2 separate regions of the Homo sapiens genome follow, and region 2 is linked to region 1. Evidence: chromatin loops called from intact Hi-C (ENCODE). Cell type or tissue: OCI-LY7. All regions are shown on one strand. Each heading gives the region's core, and the rest is flanking DNA. Links, peaks and the distances in the headings are about the cores only. Region 1 has its middle 20 kb from the start of IFNGR2. Region 2 overlaps IFNGR2 (interferon gamma receptor 2).

Evidence for each region. A loop is a pair of places that touch in the nucleus more often than their neighbours do. Peaks named below come from ENCODE experiments on the same cell type or tissue, not always from the same donor. Only the 100,000 strongest peaks of a DNase experiment are listed, where the experiment ranks them.
Region 2: it touches region 1 in a loop (4-fold over the local background); 23 of 110 quality-filtered maps call a loop at or near these places.

The regions. Positions count from the first base shown.
Region 1 is chr21:33,380,336-33,387,241 of GRCh38, reverse strand. No RefSeq gene overlaps it. Among named protein-coding and RNA genes, the nearest start is that of IFNGR2, 20 kb to the left of the region's middle. RefSeq lists a silencer at 994-1,199 and enhancers at 3,765-4,059, 3,877-4,236, 6,679-6,838, 6,001-6,906. In OCI-LY7, for the core only: no CTCF peak of the experiment used is centred there; DNase peaks (open chromatin) are centred at 3,211, 3,521 and 3,841; H3K4me3 peaks cover 1,789 bases; H3K27ac peaks cover 2,500 bases.
Region 2 is chr21:33,433,533-33,436,032 of GRCh38, reverse strand. The region is part of intron 6 of IFNGR2 (interferon gamma receptor 2); the gene reads right to left. It also overlaps a transcript of TMEM50B not described here. Among named protein-coding and RNA genes, the nearest start is that of IFNGR2, 31 kb to the right of the region's middle. In OCI-LY7, for the core only: no CTCF peak of the experiment used is centred there; a DNase peak (open chromatin) is centred at 1,052; H3K27ac peaks cover 1,184 bases.

The DNA.
Region 1 (6,906 bases), core at 2,479-4,978:
GTAGCCAGCCACGGTGGCTACTACCTGTAATCCCAGCTACTTGGGAGGCTGAGGCTCTAAAATCGGTTGAACCCAGGAGGCTCAGCTTGCAGTGAGCCAAGATCACACCACTGCACTCCAGCCTGGATAGCAGAGTGAGACTCCATCTCAAAAACAAAGCAAAACAAAACAAAACAAAAAAATCAAGTATCACAGAATAAAATATTTAGGTTATGGGAAAATAAATTCCAACTCACAGCTCCAAAATCCGAAGAGCTCTGAAAATCACAAACATTTTCTTAACTCCTGACTTGAATTAATATCAAACTAGATATAGTCCTTAATTCTTCCATTAAATGTGAAATGGATACACTTTCCCTAGAAAATTAGAAATGGTTTGATTACAGGGTGCTGCCCACAACATGCTGAGAGTGCTACCTAATATTACCTGCACCATATCGCTTTTCTAAAACGCCAAATTAGGCTAGGTGCTCACGCCTGTAATCCCAGCACTTTGGGAGGCCAAGGTGGGAGGGAGGATTTATTGAGGCCAGGAGTTTGAGACCAGCCTGGGCAATATAGTGAGATCCCCCCTCCCATCTTAAAAACAAACCAAAAAACCCAAATCATGAAACATTTCTGGCCCCTGAGGTTCCCAGATAAGGGGTTGTGGACAGGGGCTGATAACACACCCATCTAGTGAACAGCTGTACTTGAGATGTTATTTCGGGAAACGCTCTCAACCCACTTGTAAAGAAGAGAGCAGTATCCCCTTCTCACCTGGGAGGAAAACTGAAGCTCAGAGGCCTTCTGTTAGAGGCCAAATTGGAAACAACAGAACCCACCCTAGCTAGTTTAAGCAGAAAACAAATTAATGGAAGGTCACTGGTAGCAGAATCCTTGGAAGATCCAGGAAGCCGGTTTGGAGGCCCCAAGGCCAGGAAAGGTGCTCAGTTCTCCTTCAGGGGCCGCTAGTGAGCACATTCTTTCCCCACAACCTCACTGGTACCAAGGATATTAAACGGGGTAATATTTGTCCATGAAACTGCCCCCCACCCCCAGGATATCTCATTGTTGTTTGATTTGGATTTTTTGACCGTGGATGAGGTTGGCCATCCATTGTTGTTTGAGACAGAGTTTCACGCTGGAGCGCAATGGTGCAATCTCGGCTCACCGCAACCTCCGCCTCCCAGGTTCAAGCAATTCTCCTGCCTCAGCCTTCTGAGTAGCTGGGATTACGGGCATGCACCACCACGCCCGGCTAATTTTGTATTTTTTTTTTTTTAGTAGAGATGGGGTTTCTCCATGTTGAGGCTGGTCTCGAACTGCTGACCTCAGGTGATCTGCCTGCCTCGGCCTCCCAAAGTGCTGGGATTATAGGCGTGAGCCACTGTGCCCGGCTGGCCACCCATTGTTTAACAACACTTGAATCTCTTTTTCTATTATCACATCTTTTCTCCCCCACTCCATTTTTTTTTGTCTTGTTCTGTTGCCCAGTTTGGGGTGCAGCAGCATGATCATAGCTCACTGCAACCTCAACTTCCTAGGGTCAAGCCATCCTCCCACCTCAGGCTCCCAAGTAGCTGAGACTACAGGTAGGGGTCACCATGCCCAGCTAATTAAAAATATATATAGAGAGAGACGAGGGTCTCACTAAGTTACCCTGGCCGGTCTTAAACTCCTGGGCTCAAGCCATCCTCCCGCCTCAGCCTCCCAAATGCTGGAATTACAGGCATGAGCTACCAGTCTGGCTGTTGCCCTTTTTTGAGTGGGTTATTGTCTCTTCTAAAAATTGATTCGTGTATACGTGCTCCCTCCCTGGGCACTTAATGCTGGTGACCAGTCCCTACTCCAGGCACTCCACAGGGCAGGACTCACCTTCCAGAAAGCAGTTCCACTAACCTGGGGAGAGCCCAGATGGCAAAGGAAGGCGTGATTGCAGCCTGGGATGGCTGGAAGCACTCTTAGCTAAACCGGGCTTGGACTGCCTGACGCCATCTTCAGAGAGGCTTGGGAAGCTGGGCTCAGCCACGAGGCTGGCTTGGAACTAACGGGAAAAGGGTGGACAGATGAGATTTATCTTCTCAATCATGCCGTTTGGCTAACCTACACTCAATCCAGTCTAGGCAGCTTCGCGATCGGCTTGTAACTTGTATCTAACCCATTTAGTGAGAATAACCAGCTGGTTCACGTAATGCTTGCTGCTATGCGGTTTATGTGAGAAGACACTTTTACCAGTGGTTAAAGTCCTTCGAATTCTTCACTCTTGACAGAGAAGACAAAGGACCTGTGGTTATTATGTTATAACCACACAGTATCAAAGGTTACTTAGCTAAGTGTGAAAGTAACAGTAAGCGCCGCGAACATCAAGGAAACTCAGGAAACTCTTCCTCGAAGCCTTTTGATGACATTCAGCGCTGCATAAAAATCACAGATTCCTCTCAGCTCATATGCACAGGATGCCCAGAAATAAGACTCTGTGGAATGGATTTTCTTGGTACATTCTAAGGTTCATAGAAGAATAATTAGAAGTTCTCGATCAGTTATTTAAAGGGAAGAGAGCCTTTTACTGAGGTCCAGGGTGGTCTAGGTGCACCCTGTTTCTTTCTGGAAACAAATACATAGAAACAGCTCAACTGACTTCTCATTAATAACTGTTTATAGAGAATTGATGAGGCAGCCGGGCACGGTGGCTCACACTTGAAATCCCAGCACTTTGGGAGGCCAAAGTGGGAGGATCACTTGAGATCAGGGGTTTGAGATCAGGCTGGACAATATGGTGAAACCCTGTCTCTACTAAAAATACAAAAATTAGCCAGGTGTGGTGGCGCATGCTTGTAGTCACAACTACTTGAGAGGCTGAGGCAGGAGAATCACTTGAACCCAGGAGGCGGAGGTTGCAGTGAGCCAAGATTGCACCATTGCACTCCAGCCTGGGTGACAAGAGTGAAACTAGGTCTCAAAAACAAACAAACAAACCAACCAACAAACAAAAAACCCAAAAAACAAAACTAGGATGATAGGCTGGGCGTGATGGCTCAAGCCTGTAATCCCAGCACTTTGAGAAGCCGAGGAAGGAGGATTGCTTGAGGCCAGGAGTTTGAGACCAGTCTGGGCAATGTAGTAAGACCTCCCTCTCTAAAAAAAAAAAAAAAAAAAAAAAAAAAAAAAAAAAAAAAATTTAGCCATGCATGGTGGTGCACACCTGCAGTCCCAGCTACTCAGAAGGCTGAAGCATGTGAATCGCTTGAGCCCAGGAGGTGGAGGTTGCAGTGAGCCGAGATCATGCCACTGCACTCCAGCCGGGGTGACAGAGCAAGACTCTGTCTCGAAGAAAAAGAAAAAAAAATTGATGCTGAGTAAAAAAAGCCAGTCGCAAAGGACTACATATTGTATGGTTCCATTACTATGAATTGTTCAGTAAAGGCAAATCCATAGAGACAAAAGGTACATTGGTGGTTGTCAGAGGCTGGGGGCGGGGGTGAGGGAGTAGGGTGTGGCTGCTTGATGGGGACACAGTTTCCTTTTGGGGAAGTGAAAATATTTTGGAACGAGATACAGGTGGTGCTTGCACAACAGTGTGAATGTACCAAATGCCTCTGAATCGTACACTTTAAAATGGTTAATTTATGTTATGTGAATTTTACCTCAATCACTGAAAGAAAAAAAAACGCCAAAATGACATCCGGCCCTGCCCCCTTGCTCAATTCCGTGTCCTTCCCTTCATGGATTTGTTACTCGCTTGTCTTGCAGGCGAGGACAAGTCACGACTGCTGTTCAGTTTGCTGATCTCTGAAATGGCAACCCTGATGCTTGTAGACGGGTTAACCCCCTAGCAGGACACAGTGAGGGTTGGTTTCCTGTGTCCTCCTCGCAGTCTGGGTCACGTGGCGCTTCCTGTGGCTCACTGCCTCTGACTTTTCAATCAACTTTGTGGCTAAAGCACCATGCACTGTGCTTTGCATGGTCCGGACTGTCTGGTTTGTCAGCGACTCAGGGGCTTTTCCAGATGCGGGACTTTCAGTGCTGAAACTGGGAAAGCCCAGGGTAAACCAGGATGAGTCAGCGGCCCTGCCTCGTGCTCTGGATAAGTAAGGTGTGCAGAGGTCAAGGCTACAGCTCTCTCCCCAGAGGGGATCTTCCCTCACTTTCAGCACAGTCAGAGGAGGGGGCTCCCGTGTGCCAGGGGAGGAGGCTGGATCTGAAGGTGGGTGGAGCCGGGACAGTACTAGATTAGGGGCTGCCAGCAGTTTCTCCTTTTGTTTCGTTTGCTAGTTTTTGAGACAGCATCTTGCTCTGTTATCCAGGCTGGAGTGCAGTGGCACCATCACCGCTCACTGCAGCCTCAACCTTCCAGGCTTAAGTGATCCTCCCACCTCAGCCTCCTGACTAGCTGAGACTACAGGCACGCACCACCATGCCCAGCTAATCTTTTTGTATTTTTTTGGAAAGATAGGTTTGCCCAGGGTGGTCTCAAACTCCTGGGCTCAAGCGATCCGCCTGCCTCAGCCTCCCATAGTGCTGGGAATACAGGCATGAGCCATCACAGCTCGGCCTGATTTCTCCTTTTGGAGTGAAAACTGGAATTTTCTTTGAGGTCCTTTTTGAAGTCAAGGGCTAACGTCATGAGTGGCCTGTTAGGTGACATAGATGACCAACAACCAGTGATGACCAACAACCAGTGATGACCAACAACCTGAAAATGATGCTGATGGTGGTGGTGGGAGCTTGGCAGGATGGTTTTGGCTGGATAAGGGCCTGGGCTTAGTAGCATTTGTGGGTGAAATTAGGGCATGCCTCAACTTGGGTTATGTAAAGGGATCAGCAAATCTACCGAGATGCCACGGAGACTCTGAGAAGAGCGACTGGGCCTCTCTGCTCTTTCCTTCTTCCCTTCTTTTCTTTTCCTTTCTTTTCTTTTCCTTTCTTCTTTTTCTGTTCTTTACTTTTCTTTTTCCTTCCTTCCTTCCTTCCTTCCTCCCTCCCTTTCTTCTTTTCTTTCTTTCTTTTTTTTTTTTGAGACAGGGTCTCTGCCGCCCAGGCAGGAGTGTAGTAGCACAATCTCGGCTCACTGCAACCTCCACCTCCCAGGTTCAAGCAATTCTCCTGCCTCAGCCTCCCGAGTAGCTGGGATTACAGGTGCCCGCCACCATGCTCGGCTAATTTTTTTGTATTTTTAGTAGAGACAGAGTTTCACCATGTTGGGCAGGCTGGTCTTGAACTCCTGACCTCAGGTGATCCACTCACCTCAGCCTCCCAAAGTGCTGGGATTACAGACATGAGCCACCACACCTGGCCTCTGCTCTTTCTTTGAAGTTCAATGTCACTGGAGGACATCTGATGGATTGAGGGGTGAGGAGAGCTTGGCTGAGGCTGATATAGGAAAGAACAGTAGGGGCCCAGGATCCCCCCAAGGCTGGATGTCTGGAGGGGTAGGACCAAGGGGAGCCTGAACAGTGGACCTGGAGCAGAAGTCACTTGGGAAGACCGTCATCTGGGGCAACCTGTGAGGGACATAGCCCTGCCAATGCGTGATGAGGTGCCTTCCAGAAAGTGGCTGCTTGTGATTCGAAAGTGGGCCCCTAGACTGGGAGTGGTGGCTCACGCCTGTAATCCCAGCACCCAGCAGTTTGGGAGGTCGAGGGCAGTGGATCACTTGAGCCCAGGAGTTTGAGACCAGCCTGGGCAATGTGGAAACCCCCATCTTTACAAAAAAAAAAAAGAAAAAAAAATTAGCTGGATGTGGTGGCTCATGCCTGTAGTCCCAGCTACTCAGGAGGCTAAAGTGGGAGGATTGCTTGAGCCCAGGAGGGTGAGGCTGCAGTGAGCTGTGATTGTGCCACTGCACTCCAGCCTGGGCGACAGAGTGAGACCATGTTAAAAAAAAAGACAAAAGAAAAAGAAAGTGGGCCCCTAAAACACTGCTCATAATCGCCCCCAAAAGTGTCAACAAGCCAAATGTCCATCAACTTATAACTAGATACATAGCATACGATGTATCCAAATGGTGGAAATTATTTGGCAATAAAGAAAAGAAGCACTGATACACGCTTCGACATGGACCAACCTCAAAAATGTGATGCTGAGTGAAAAAAGCCAGTCATAAAGGTCATGTATTGTATGATCCTCTTTATGTAAAATTTCCAAAATGGGTGCATTCATAGAGACAGAAAGTACATTAATGGATGCCAGGGGCTGGCAGGAGGGGAGACGAGGAGTGACTTTTAACGGGTACGGGACATCCAGCTCACAGATGCTCTGCATAATTAGAGGTCACACATTCCTCCAGCATCCTCCGGGGTCTTGCCATTTAATCTCTGTGGCCCCATCATCCATGGGTTTTGTTTATGCTTTAAGACCAGCTCTGTGTGGAGGAGTCTCTGAAGCATGGGGGCAAGGCAGGAAGAAATCGGGCCAACCCAGCCAGAGGGAGGACCAACCCCGAAGTGTCCCCTTTGACCAAATGTGGATTTCCGGGAGCACAGACCTGGCTGCTGCCCCAGGCGTTGGCTTCCTGTCTTGCCAAGCCTCTGCCATCCTGTTGTGTGAGTCAGAGCGAGTCACAGCGGAGGGCGTGGGAGGCCTGAAGATAGCCCAGCCAGTGTTCTCAGCTCGGCTGCATGTTAGAGACACCACGCATGTTTAAAGACTAGTGTGGTGGAGAGTAAAACTTTCTACTCTCTGAAGGTTTGATAATTGAGTCTATGAAGTAAACTGACAGTGGACAGATGACAGTCTCTCCACTAAAACCATTTTAATTATGTGTATACGCATGGAAGTCCCACCAAATCTGAGGCTCAAAAAGTCCAGATGATTGAGGTTTATACAGTATTCTGTTTGGGTTTTTTGTTTTGTTTTGTTTCAGAATCTTGCTCTGTCACCCAGGGTGGAGTGTGGTGGTGTGATCTCGGCTCCTCACTGCAACCC
Region 2 (2,500 bases), core at 1-2,500, 51 kb before region 1:
CTGGAGTGCAGTGGCGCGATCTCGGCTCACTGCAACTTCCGCCTCCTGGGTTCAAGCAATTCTCCTGCCTCAGCTTCCCAACCAAGTAGCTAGGATTGCAGGCGTGCACCACCACGGCTGGCTAATTTTTTTTTTTTTTTTTTTTTTTTTGAGACGGAGTCTTGCTCTGTTGCCAGGCTGGAGTGCAGTGGCGTGGATCTCAGCTCACTGCAGCCTCCGCCTCCTGGGTTCAAGTGATTCTCCTGCCTCAGCCTCCCAAGTAGCTGGGACTACAGGCGCATGCCACCATGCCTGGGTAATTTTTGTATTTTTAGTAGAGACAGGGTTTCACCCTGTTGGCCAGGATGGTCTCGATCTCCTGACTTCATGATCCACCCACCTCGGCCTCTCAAAGTGCTGGGATTACAGGCATGAGCCACCTCACCCAGCCAACAACTTCTAATAGTTGAATACTCCTTACCCCTCATCTCAGTAATCACTTTAATACTCATCCCAGGGCTGACCATGTTAATATGCTGAGAGTTTAAAAGGGCAAAACTCAGGAAAAGCAAGTTTTGTTTTTTTCTTCTGATTTTCTGATTGGAAGAAAAGCAAGTTCTTCCTTGCAACCCTCAGTGTAGGCCTGTGGGTTATTAATCTTAAGACGTCTCTAAAATTGTAACCTTTCAGTGAAGGAGGGACTGGGGGCTCTTGTTCAGCTGTGATGGGGAAAAAGAGGGCAAGTTCACAAGCATTGGTCTCAGGCACTCCTCCACCCCTCCCCTTGCACCAGCGCACAGCAAGCAGAGAATCTGGGAGCGAGGGCCTTAGGCCTTAACATATAAAGGGGTGTTTCCCAGCGATTAATTTCCCTTTTGCTCCCGCAGGCTTTAGGCTTAGCCATAGATTCACCAAGTTACCAAGAATCTAGTGTCTAGCTCTTGGAAATGCTGAAAGATACTGGAAGACAATAAGCTTGTAGCTGACTGACTGAAAGAGGAACAAAACCAAAACATGTACCCTTGTGAAACCCCAGAATTATAAGTGAAACATGATTCACTGTTCCCATGTAACTCAGAGACCTTTGGCGGATGTTCTTTATGCTTTCCTAGAAAAGTGAACTGACAGGCCTGTGTTTTCTGTTCATGTCTCAGAGGAATGACTCATAGTATATTCATGTACTGGGGCTCAGCTGGTAGTTCTACCAGGAGAGAGAGAGATTATTACTGCAAGTAAGATTCTGAGACCTGTTAGGAGCTGTGATTTTGTGACAATATTAACCAGGGAGGTTCTAGTAGGGAATCTGTATACTGCCTGTGTACCTACAATACATCATGGCAGATGAAGGAACAAGTGACTAGGGTTCTTTCTGAAAGTGCTGCTATGTTTCTGCAGACTTGGACCTTATCTAACCTCTGTTCATCCCACATGTAACTGAGTAACATTCTGCTTCCAACACCTTTACTCTAGGTTTACCCAAGAATAATGTGAAGCCTCCAGAAGCAAATGCTTTTTATTTATTTTATTTTTTTGAGATGGAGTCTTGCTCTGCCACCCAAGCTAAAGTGCTATGGTGCGATATTGGCTTACTGTAACTTCCACCTCCTGGGTTCAAGCAATTCTCCTGCCTCAGCCTCTCATGTAGCTGGGATTACAGGCGCCCACCACCACGCCCGGCTAATTTTTGTATTTTTGGTAGAGACAGGGTTTCACCATGTTGGCCAGGCTGGTCTCGAACTCCTGACCTCAGGTGATCTGCCCACCCTGGCCTCCCCAAGTCCTGGGATTACAGGTGTGGGTCACTGCGCCCGGCTGCAAATGCTTTTTAAATGTTCTTCTCTCAGCTCGCCTCTGATCCCCAAAATGTCCTGACCGTGTCCTCAGAAGGCCCAATGGCCTCACAGAGCCTCAGGGGGCTGGGGTTATGCAGGAAAATAAGACTTTCCACAAGACCCACGCTACTGTTCTTTCTCAAGTCCTTTCAAATATTAGCAATACCCACTGGGCAATGGGTACACGGGGCCTGGCACTCACAGCTCTGGGTGTTGACTCTGCCTTAGGGCCCTCCTAAGCACCCTGTGGGCCCCAAAGCTCAAGCTCCTGATCACTGTCTCCACCGCCTTCACGTCCTCCAGCCAGGCCACTTCCCTGGAGCATTCTCCAGACAGCAGAGGAGACCTGCTGCCTCGGAGAGGGGTCTACTGCAGCCAATCTCCAGGCCAGGCCACCTTTTTAGCCAACCCCATGCCATTAAAAAAAAAAAATTAAATTGTGGTAAAATACACATAACATAAAATGTACCATCATAACTCTTTTTAGGTGTACAGTTCGGTAGTGCCAAGCACATTCACATTGTGCAATCATGACCACCATCCATCTCCAGAACTCTGTACAGCCCCAGAACTGAAACTCTGGCCCCATTCAACACGAACTTCCCACTTCCCTCCCTCCACCACCGCAACCACCATTCTACTTCCTGTCTTTATGGATTTGATGACTCTGGGGACCTCATTTAAGTGGA